Linked DNA regions of Homo sapiens: region 1 is linked to region 2. A link is a contact called in ENCODE Hi-C or POLR2A ChIA-PET data. All regions are on one chromosome and are shown on one strand. Each heading gives the region's core, a stretch centred on a gene start or an enhancer-like site at or near the end of the contact. The rest is flanking DNA. Distances are from core to core; before and after follow the strand shown.

The links. A loop is a pair of places that touch in the nucleus more often than their neighbours do. ChIA-PET counts read pairs that join two places held with the same protein, here RNA polymerase II (POLR2A).
Region 1: a loop to region 2 is called in a map of PC-9, with 4 times the contacts of the local background. The contact joins two enhancer-like sites. A Hi-C loop is called at or near these places in 1 of 168 maps with a recorded cell type or tissue (PC-9). POLR2A ChIA-PET finds 5 or more read pairs at or near these places in 1 of 52 experiments (PC-9).

The regions. Positions count from the first base shown.
Region 1 is chr14:54,250,082-54,254,728 of GRCh38, forward strand. No RefSeq gene overlaps it. Among named protein-coding and RNA genes, the nearest start is that of CDKN3, 140 kb to the right of the region's middle. RefSeq lists an enhancer at 1,499-2,698. Within about 2 kb of position 2,375, at least 5 of the 41 ENCODE cell types and tissues checked have a DNase peak (open chromatin) inside an H3K27ac peak, as active enhancers do; they include PC-9, where a contact is called at or near this core.
Region 2 is chr14:53,455,792-53,460,590 of GRCh38, forward strand. All of the region lies in intron 2 of LOC105370504 (a long non-coding RNA gene), which reads left to right. Among named protein-coding and RNA genes, the nearest start is that of DDHD1-DT, 300 kb to the left of the region's middle. RefSeq lists an enhancer at 2,156-3,355. Within about 2 kb of position 2,805, at least 2 of the 41 ENCODE cell types and tissues checked have a DNase peak (open chromatin) inside an H3K27ac peak, as active enhancers do; they include PC-9, where a contact is called at or near this core.

The DNA.
Region 1 (4,647 bases), core at 1,125-3,624, 790 kb after region 2:
ATCTCTGAAACAGACAGAGGTGAGGACCATGTGTTCTGATAAATTGTGTTACAGGGCTAGAAAGAAGGCCTATATGTCACAGATAGGGGTGAAGAGTTTTAATAAAATATCTAGTTTCTTAAACTATGAGAGTGAACAATGCAGTATTTCTAAATTAAAAACATTTTATATTGAAGACAATTTTGAATATTTGCAACTACATTGATAAACTCAGTATATAATTAGTCAAGTGACTAATCCATATCCCTAAAAGTTAACATAACCACTTTATTTTTTAAAAGGTATTTTTATTAAGAAGGTAAAAGATTCCTGTATATTCAGGGTCTCTCTAAGCCCCAGTAATATTATAGACACTCCACTGTATTATGAGCAACCATCAAGGCCTGCTTTGAAAGAGTTTTTTCTAATCCACAAGATTTCTAGAACTTTCAAGGAGGCTACACCTCTCTCGGTACTTGTCAGAGTCCGCTCCCCAAATGAGTAGCCTACTTTCCTTAATTTAATGAGCTCTGTGCAGGAAGAAAGCTGTTTAAAAAAAATGTACTTACACATGTAAGAAAATGGTGGATGATACAGAGCCATACATTGTTCTTTTTTCCAGTGTCCACAGCTTGTGAGTGAGATCTTGTCCCTCAGTTAATGGTTCAGTATTCAGAATATTCTTTTTCTTGAGTTTTGGATACCACTCTGTGAGCTAGGAGCCATTTATCATATAATATTCTCTTTACTCTACAGGACTCTTCCCTGTCTATCAGCCCCCTCCACCATACCCCTTCTCTTGGCTCCATGCTTGGGGAGCCGAGAGAGGCCAGTTATCAGCACGACGTAATTGCCAACTGCTGAGTCCATTAGGAAGGGCAGGCGAGAAATCTCTCATTAACTAAAGCATAAACTTTCTTCTTATCTACAGGATTCTTATCTAAGTTCAGGCTATTGTGCCACAAATAGAACCCACAGGCCAGATATAAATATTAATGTTTGTGTTAAAAGTCCTTCAAATATGGCTGGTACTATCTCTAAAGACCTACACATATGATATAATTTACTTCCTCATCAAACAAAATTCTTGGCTGTGACTTCATCAGGAATGGAAGAAAAACAAAGGGAGGCCTGGGCAGCCCCCTCTGCCTTATACCAGCTCATTTTGGGTACAGTATCTTCCAAAATGGATTTGGATTTGGAGATCCAATTATACTGAGCATTTTTTTTCCTTCTTATTACAGACATAGACAACTGAAATTCACATAAGTGATGCTGGCTGGCAGAAGAAAGTTCAGAATCCCTCATCCCTTTCTTCTCTCTGCCAGGCTCACACACCCCGTCAAAGGAGAAAGCACAATTTTGCTGACCCTTTCAGGGACAAGTTGCCCTGGAACAAGTGAGCAAGCCAACTCTTGAGAATACTCTGGAAAAGCAAACAGTGGATTATCTTGGATGTGTCAGTCCCGTAGGCAGGTTTTCCCACTTAACGCTGGCACTCTTTTCTGCTTTGGGATTGCCAGACATGACTCCACCAGCAGGCACCCCACTCCCAGTCCCAGCTGTGTCCATTCCTCGTTCCAGAAGACACATACACATCTCAACTAGACAGTTATTTTAAATAGTCTACTCATAACTATGATTTTCAAGAATGTTGCAGCTGGAAAGTGAGGGGAAAAGGGCTTACAGATTATCCAGTCCAGAGGCTACAAATTCAAATTCTTAATGGGGTCAGAGAGGTACTGGAAAGGAGTGAAGCAAGCCATATATGAGACAATATGGAAAGGTGAGGACTGTGGCAAACCACCTAAAAATGGTCCCTCTGATTAGAATCAAACATTCCCATTTCAACAAAGAAACTAAGTCCCAAAGAAGTAAAGTAATCTGTCAGGATGAAAATTCAGTTTAGCTCATTTTCCACTAAACAGGTTATGCCTAGGCAAGAAGGGGAGAGTACAACGTTCTCCAAATCTGGTCTGGGGGTACATAAACCTTTGTTTTAGACTATTAAAAATGCCATCCTCCCAGGTATGTACCCTCCCAGTTTTACTCCACCCCATGGGCTGTGGTCAAGACCACATTCATTCTCAGGAATGTTCTGTCTGGGGAGAATTGCCGGGATATGATCTGTGGTCAGTGAGAAAGCCCTTTTGATCCCAGCCACAAGAATGCAGCTGAGCTCTGAATCCCTCTCTCCATAAATCAGAGTCCTCTTAGGAATGGCTGGGTGTGGCTCCCCACACAGGTGCTTGGTCACTTCAGCAATCCTAAGGGGGCACTCCTTCACTTTGAAAGTCTTCTAGGAGCTGCTGGAATCAAAATGGTAAATCCAGAAGACTCTGTGTTCACAGACAAATTCTTCCCGACTTTCTGGGCATCTGTTTTGTTCATTCCTAGCACCCAGGTGTGAGTGCCTGTCTGCCTTGCTTCTGTTTGCTATTTTGTGTCTCACCTTCAACCCAGAATCTGACTCAGCTTGGGAACACTAGCCAAAGAGTCTTATGTGTACACTGCTTTTAATGTGTCCAAGGATGCAGAAGGAAGCAGCTATTCAAATAGTTTAAGAAGTCTGAATACTGCTGTAGCCTCAGATCCTGGGTCCAAAGAGCTGACTGAAGACTGGCTGGAAAATTTGGAATCTTCTCTCCAGGGGATGCCCATGTGCCTCTGGGAGGGGAGCTCTTCCCTTAGCCAGCAATGAACTTCCTGAACAGACCAGCCATGAGATCAGCATGATACACCTGCCAGGAGGACTTAAGGCCAGGTCCACTTATGAAGACTCAGATGTTCATGGTAGCTATGATGTTTTGCAATGGGCCAGTCATGCCCTGGGAGTCTCAAGAGTGCATCTTAATTTCTACATTCATGAAGATATAATAATAGGAACATTTACTAAATACTCAATGGGTTCTAGGTACCCTGATAAGTACTTTACAGAGACTACCTCATTTAATTCTCACATCAGCCCTATGAAGTTAGTTACCACTATTGCAATCTCTGTTATATGGTTGTAGAAATTGAGGTTTCAAAACATTAAGTTAATTTGCCCTAATTCACCAAACTAACAAATAGTGAAGCCAATGTTAAAATATACCTATTCGGATTCCAGGGAACCATTAACTGGAAAAACATATTTCTAGTAAGAAATCTCACCAGGTAGGTAATGTCTTTGTAATATGCCTGAGCAGTAGTCAGATACTGAGGCAAAGACTCTATCAGAAACTGGGGATGTGAGAGGGCCTCCAGATCACAAACAAAGAGTGGGATCAGGGATAGGTCACAAGTTCCACCATGACTCAAGCCTCAGATCTATGCATACCTCATAGGTAAGTAAGGAGATTTAGGCAGCCTCCCTGTGCTGGCTACAGAGTATATGGGTGCTGCAGGTGAAGGCCACCCCCACCTGGGACCAGCCTCAAAGGGGATCAAGCCTGGCAGTCTTGGAAAGTTGGTCTTGGGAAGGCTACAGGGCAACCTGCAATACACACTGAACACCCTTTTGCACTGGTAGAAAAATCTGTCTACTCCTTCCTGGTAGATGGGAAGACCGCCTTCCAGGGGTTTCCTCGAGGCCAGAGGAGATCTGAGCACATGTCACAGGTCACAGCAGGCAAGAACAACAGTGAGGCTGCTGCTCACCCAGCCTCATTGCTCCCTTCTCTGTCATTCTCCTTCTCAACCCTAGAAATGACTCAGAAGAGCAGCTAAGGTGACTCAGAGAGAAGCCCTTTCAAGTTCCTAAGAAAACATGCATGCAGCCAACAGTGAGGTGCATTTGCTCACGGCTGTGTTATTTTAAAGGCAAATGTGGCTCCAAAATGGAGCCACCATCCTAGCACGGGGCCAAATCACACTGTGGGCCATTTTTAGTGGAGAGAGACTGTTTACAATAAATCCAGGCAGGCTTTAAATGTTGATTTATTCTTCTTAAAAGCCGAACCACACCATGTGGATTGGCTGAATCCAATAAGGGATTCTGGGATTCATTATTTTAAGTGGGACACAGTTTGGGGGGATGTTGGCTGACAAGGCTGTGGGGAAAGGCCTGTGTGGCTGTTCTTAGGGCCAGGGTCCAGGACTCAAAGTCAGGGGATGCCCAAGACCTTTCCTTCTTCCCCTCCTCACTCAAGCTCCCTGACTTTTGGCCACTCTGCTAACACCCTTAGTACCTCTATTGTATGGAGAATTAAAAGGAGCTGAAGTTAAAATAGTCCTCTTTGCTCTTTCAGATGACTAAATAGAGATGATTTATGTAATGGCATTGCTCAAAACTATCTGCAGAATTATTCCCTTTATAGTCACCCTATAACTCTTTCCCTCCTCTCAAAATATGCCCAGAAACCTAAGAACATAGAAAAAACAGTTCCACTATCTCTATTAACAGGAGACATCAAGGCCTCCACGAGCCTCCAGACAGCTTTCTTGTTATTCATGTGCCTGGGTAGAGGCTTCAAACAGATGAATGTAGGGGAGGGAGCTCTGCTGTACTTTCTGCCCAATCTTTGTCCTCAGCCCACATGCTAAATGAGCACAAGGTCCTTCACTGAGACCTCCTCCTCTTTTTTTCCTTTATGCCCACCCTTGTCCTAGTTTTTGGTATCATCTGACAAACTAATTCACGTTGGTCACTAAGGTATATATGACTTCATGGACATCTACACCAAAGCA
Region 2 (4,799 bases), core at 1,555-4,054:
AAAGTTATATAAGGAAGTGGTGAAGCTCAGATTTGAACTCAGGCAGTCAGCTCCAGAGTCTACAACCTTAGTCATGATGCTACATTTTCTCTTATGAGTGTTGTAACTACTTTAAAAAGTGTATAATCATTAAACATTGAACACAGGTATCAAAATACCACATGCCCTCTCAAAATATGTGCAACTACTCTATTTCAATTAAAAAATTTAAAAAGTAAACTAGAAAAAAATGTATAATGCTTTTGCCCCCATCTCTTTTCATCTTTCAAGCAGCTCCATATCTCAGATTTCAACTATATATACTCAGATGACATGGTCAAATAAAAAATACTCTTGTTTTACTTTCCCTCAATTTGGAACTTAAAGAATTTTCAGGCTGATTGGGATAAATCAAATTAGGTAATGTCAATTGTGGGTAAAGATCACGTACAGGTTTTCTGGCATAAACAGACCATGCAAATATATGGATTTTGAGTACCAAGGACTGCAGTGGTCTAGGACTCCCCAGATAACAGAGAAATTTCTATAGCTCAGAGAGCCTAGAAATGAGATTTTCACTGGGTTTCCTATAGGCAGGAAGAGCTTAATGTTTAAAAGAAAAAGGAACAGCTCTGGCAACCTCTTGCTGACCATATAATATTGTTTGGGGGGTTCCCAGATGATGATGCTTATGACTATTCTCTTACTTTGGCATTTCTAGTGAACCTGGGAATATTGACCAGACTGCGTGGGGCAGTTTTCTTATTCTTCACTGACCACATCTTGATAGCAGTCTTGGAAAGAATATATCAAGCAGTTTAAAAAGCAAAAAAAAATAAATAAGAACATTCCTAGGAGAAATATGAAGATGATCAACCTTTCCTCTCTCAAGCTCCCCAGACCTTGGGGGCTCTTCTTTTGGTTTATTTTGTTCATATTTGCTGGAGATGTGTTTGAGTTTCACTGCATCTGTCACCTACTCCAAAACATTTGGGATCCTGATATGCCATTCCGGTAAGATTACAATTCAGTGCAGGACCTCATACCCTTATAGGATGTTTTCTCGCCTCTGGCATATCCTTAGCTGGGTGCTGGCTTTCCTTGACTGAGCCCAGCGTATATTGTATACAGGGATCAAAATATCATATGTACCTCCAAAATATATGCAACTATTATATATCTTTTTTTTTAAAAAAAGCAAACTAGAAAAAAATGTATAATATTCTTGCCTCCATCTCATTTCATCTTCCAGGGTCACATTGCAGACCCAGCATTTGTGGAGGGCAAAGAAGCAACATCTTAATCTCTTCCTCTTGCCAAATCCAGTTTATCTTTTTTCCTTGGCCAGACTCCTCTTTATTTTTTGGCTCTCCCCTATACTGTTTCCTCTGTGATACTGAGACCCCAGTAGTAGACTTCCTAGATAAATTATCAGCTTGCTATGACATGGTTTTGGACATGTTTATTGAAATAAAACATAAATGCAGAGAAGTATAGGTCATAGTAATTTTGAAACATGCTATACGTATCATGAAAGAGTGTCATTAGCCTATTCTTCAACAGATACTGTTTTAGTTTAACCTATTTTTATCCATCTCCCCTCCAAGATAATTCTTGTGAACTCAGAAATGTAATATTCTTGGAAATTTTTTGGCCCAATTTTTCTTCAAGTGATAGAATATGGTTTCAAAAACTATGTTTTGAGGGATGAAGTTATTGATTGATTCCACAGATCACTTGAGTAATTTAGCTGCATATTTGTCATTATAAAATAATGTCTCAATCTCTTGGAGGTGCTGGAAGCCCTTAATGTGTCTGTAAGGTGATTATTCTCTCTTGGGTGTGCCTCTGAGTAAAGCTTCCTCCATTTATCCTGTTTTTCTCCTAGTAGAAGAGTGCTCAACCTTCTGAATACTGTGAGAGAGGGTGTGCATGCATGTGTGCTGTGCGGGGTGATGGTGTTGGTGGGATGAGAGCATAATGTAACACCATGGCCCTTCATGTGCTTTCATTTGCCACTGAAAACAAATAAAGGAAACATTAGTATTCATAATTGTTCCACTTGATACAGCAAACTTTTATGGAATTGGGAAACTTGATTCAAATGATTGCAATATAATGCTGTTAAGAATTTTAGACAAGAAAATTAAAGCATATGATTCTGGAATGACATAAATATAGGAGTTTTTTTTTTAACTTATTAATCTATTTTTACTTCTTCTGGTGCAACTCGTCCTCTCGCCATCCACATCATATACCCGTTTTGGTTTCAGAAAAGTAGATCTACATGTATACAGCATAATACTTTTCTTTAAGGTCACAACATATCCTGAAAGAAAAGCTAAAGTTTAAATGAAATTACTTTTTTTTTCAATAGATTTGCTCCAAGATAGTGTGATCCAAATAGTGGATACTCAATAAATAAATGTCGATTTGATATGCAAGAAAAAGCTAAGGTATTTTTCAAATGCATATGCAGAGTGGACACTTGGCCCCTTAGCCTATACTGTTCATTCAGATAAGGTGTAAATATGGGGTTAGGACAGCAGGAAGTGATTAATTTTCTTAGATATTTAACATGGTCCTTTGAAGGGGATCAGCTTTTGAATCTTTACGATTATATTTATTGCAATGGTGCTTCCCTTCTATGTTTAGACATGAAAGTGAATGTCACTGTTGAACAGTAAACACAGGAGAATGACTATGTGACAGAAGTATGTAAAGTATTTTGTAATTCGGTAGAGAATCAAAGTCAGCTTCAGTTCTTTGCATTCTCAGGGATTCAGAAAGGATTAGATAACAATAGTTGGAACCTATGCCAGAGAGTAACTGAAGGATAGCATTCCTTGAACCTCAGAAACCTGGGTGAAAGGAATTGGGCAATTAAGGTTTTTAGGAAGTCTAATGGGGTCATTTGTGAATGCCATCTTCATGGAACTTGGCAAACTGTCATCTCAGAGATCAAGGGAGGTCACTGATGTGAGGGTTGGAGGAATGAAAGTGGAGTGACTGTTTCCTGCCAAGTATGTTTAAAGGCTCTTGTCTGAAGGTAGCTACAGGTTTTTTTTTGTTTAATTTGGTTTTGTTTTCAACAATATCAGGGAGCTAAAGATACATGTCTTTGTAAAGTGAGCTCTCCTGGTTTTCCACCAAAGTTATATTATATCCAAAGAGCCTATATTTGTTTTCCCCTTTATCCAATGACTAAACATTTATTAAATATAAATGATGTGTCATGCTGAAGATAAAAGTACAATGTAAAAATTTTTTTTTTACATTAGCTTAAACTTTCAAATACATTCAGGCTAGTACTGATTCATTAAAAATATGTATGGGGGGATTTCCTGTTACTCTGGGTAGGCATGGAGGAATTTGATTTTTTTTTTTTTTGGAGACGGAGTCTTGCTCTGTTGTCCCGGTTGAAGTGCGCTGGCACAATCTTGGCTCACTGCATCTTTGCCTCCTGGGTTCAAGCAATTCTCCTGACTCAGTCTCCCAAGTAGCTGGGATTACAGGCGCCCACCATCACACCCTGCTAATTTTTGTATTTTAGTAGAGATGGGGTTTCACCATGTTGGCCAGGCTGGTCTCGAACTTCTGACCTCAAGTGATCCACCTGCCTTGGCCTCCCAAAGTGTTGGGATTACAGGCGTGAGCACCATGCCTGGCCCAAGGAATTTGAAAGTGGGAAAAAGTACAATTACCTATTTATTTCAAGAGTGTTGTATATTTTAGGTGGGGCTATGGCAGTAAGTCTAAACAATGATGAGGAATCTGAAAACAAAGTCATCTGAAGAGAAAGGGAAGGAATTAAATGGAAGGAAAGAATATTAAGCAGATGCATGAGAGCTGTTTTCAAACATCTGATGGACTGCCTAGTAGAAGAAAGAATTAACTTTTTCTTTTCATGCACAACAAATGGATATGCGTTACAGGAAGGTAATTAACTTTATATAGGAAATAGTTTTGAGTTGACCTGGGAAGGGTCTTCATGCTTTTACAAGTACACAAGGATGAGGTGGACAGCTTGTAACCATTGAAGGCTTATGATAAAATAGCAATGTGTTAATAGTTTTTAGCGTGCATTTTGCCAAGTTATACAAAGGTTTGGAGCACAGGAGAACTTGTCATAAGGGATGTTGCCTGGCAGCTACTGTAACCCATGTGTGATGTGATAGATGCTCTCCTAGGATGGTGGAGGTGGGAATGAAGAGGAAGCTTGTATTTGAAAGACATTTTCATGAAACATAAACAAGACTGTGAAAGGCAGATGAACAGAATGAATGAGAAGGAGGAATCTAACATAACCCCAGGACCATCATCTGGGTGGTGGGGAGATTGTTGGTATCACTGACAGAGTCAGGAAAGCCATGTGAAGGAGTCACATTATGGGTATTTTTGAAGAAGAGAAGGAAGAGAAAGGGAGCAAGGGGAGATGCAGACATGCATAAGTTTTCTCATAGGTGTCAACTTGATTTTGGCCATTACCCAAGTGGACAGACATGGTAGTCAGTCTGAGATTTGGAATTGGCTCAGGTGCAGATTCAGATGTGGAAGAAAGCTCCTGGGGGAAGCTCCCGCAAAGGATAGGGAAACGGAGGTGAGGAGGGAGCTTGTGTAAACCCCGTTATAACGGGCATTTAGGGTCTTTTGATAGTTTGCAGAAGTTTCTGAATCTGTGTAGGAGGGGGTTCGTGGCATGGGAGGGTAGAGGGCTACAGGGGTTCTTATTTCTAAATTAGCCTACACTTTCCGACAGGTTCCTCTTTCATTTCAGACAGAGACTAAAATAATAGCAACTCTTAAAACCTCAGTTTGCT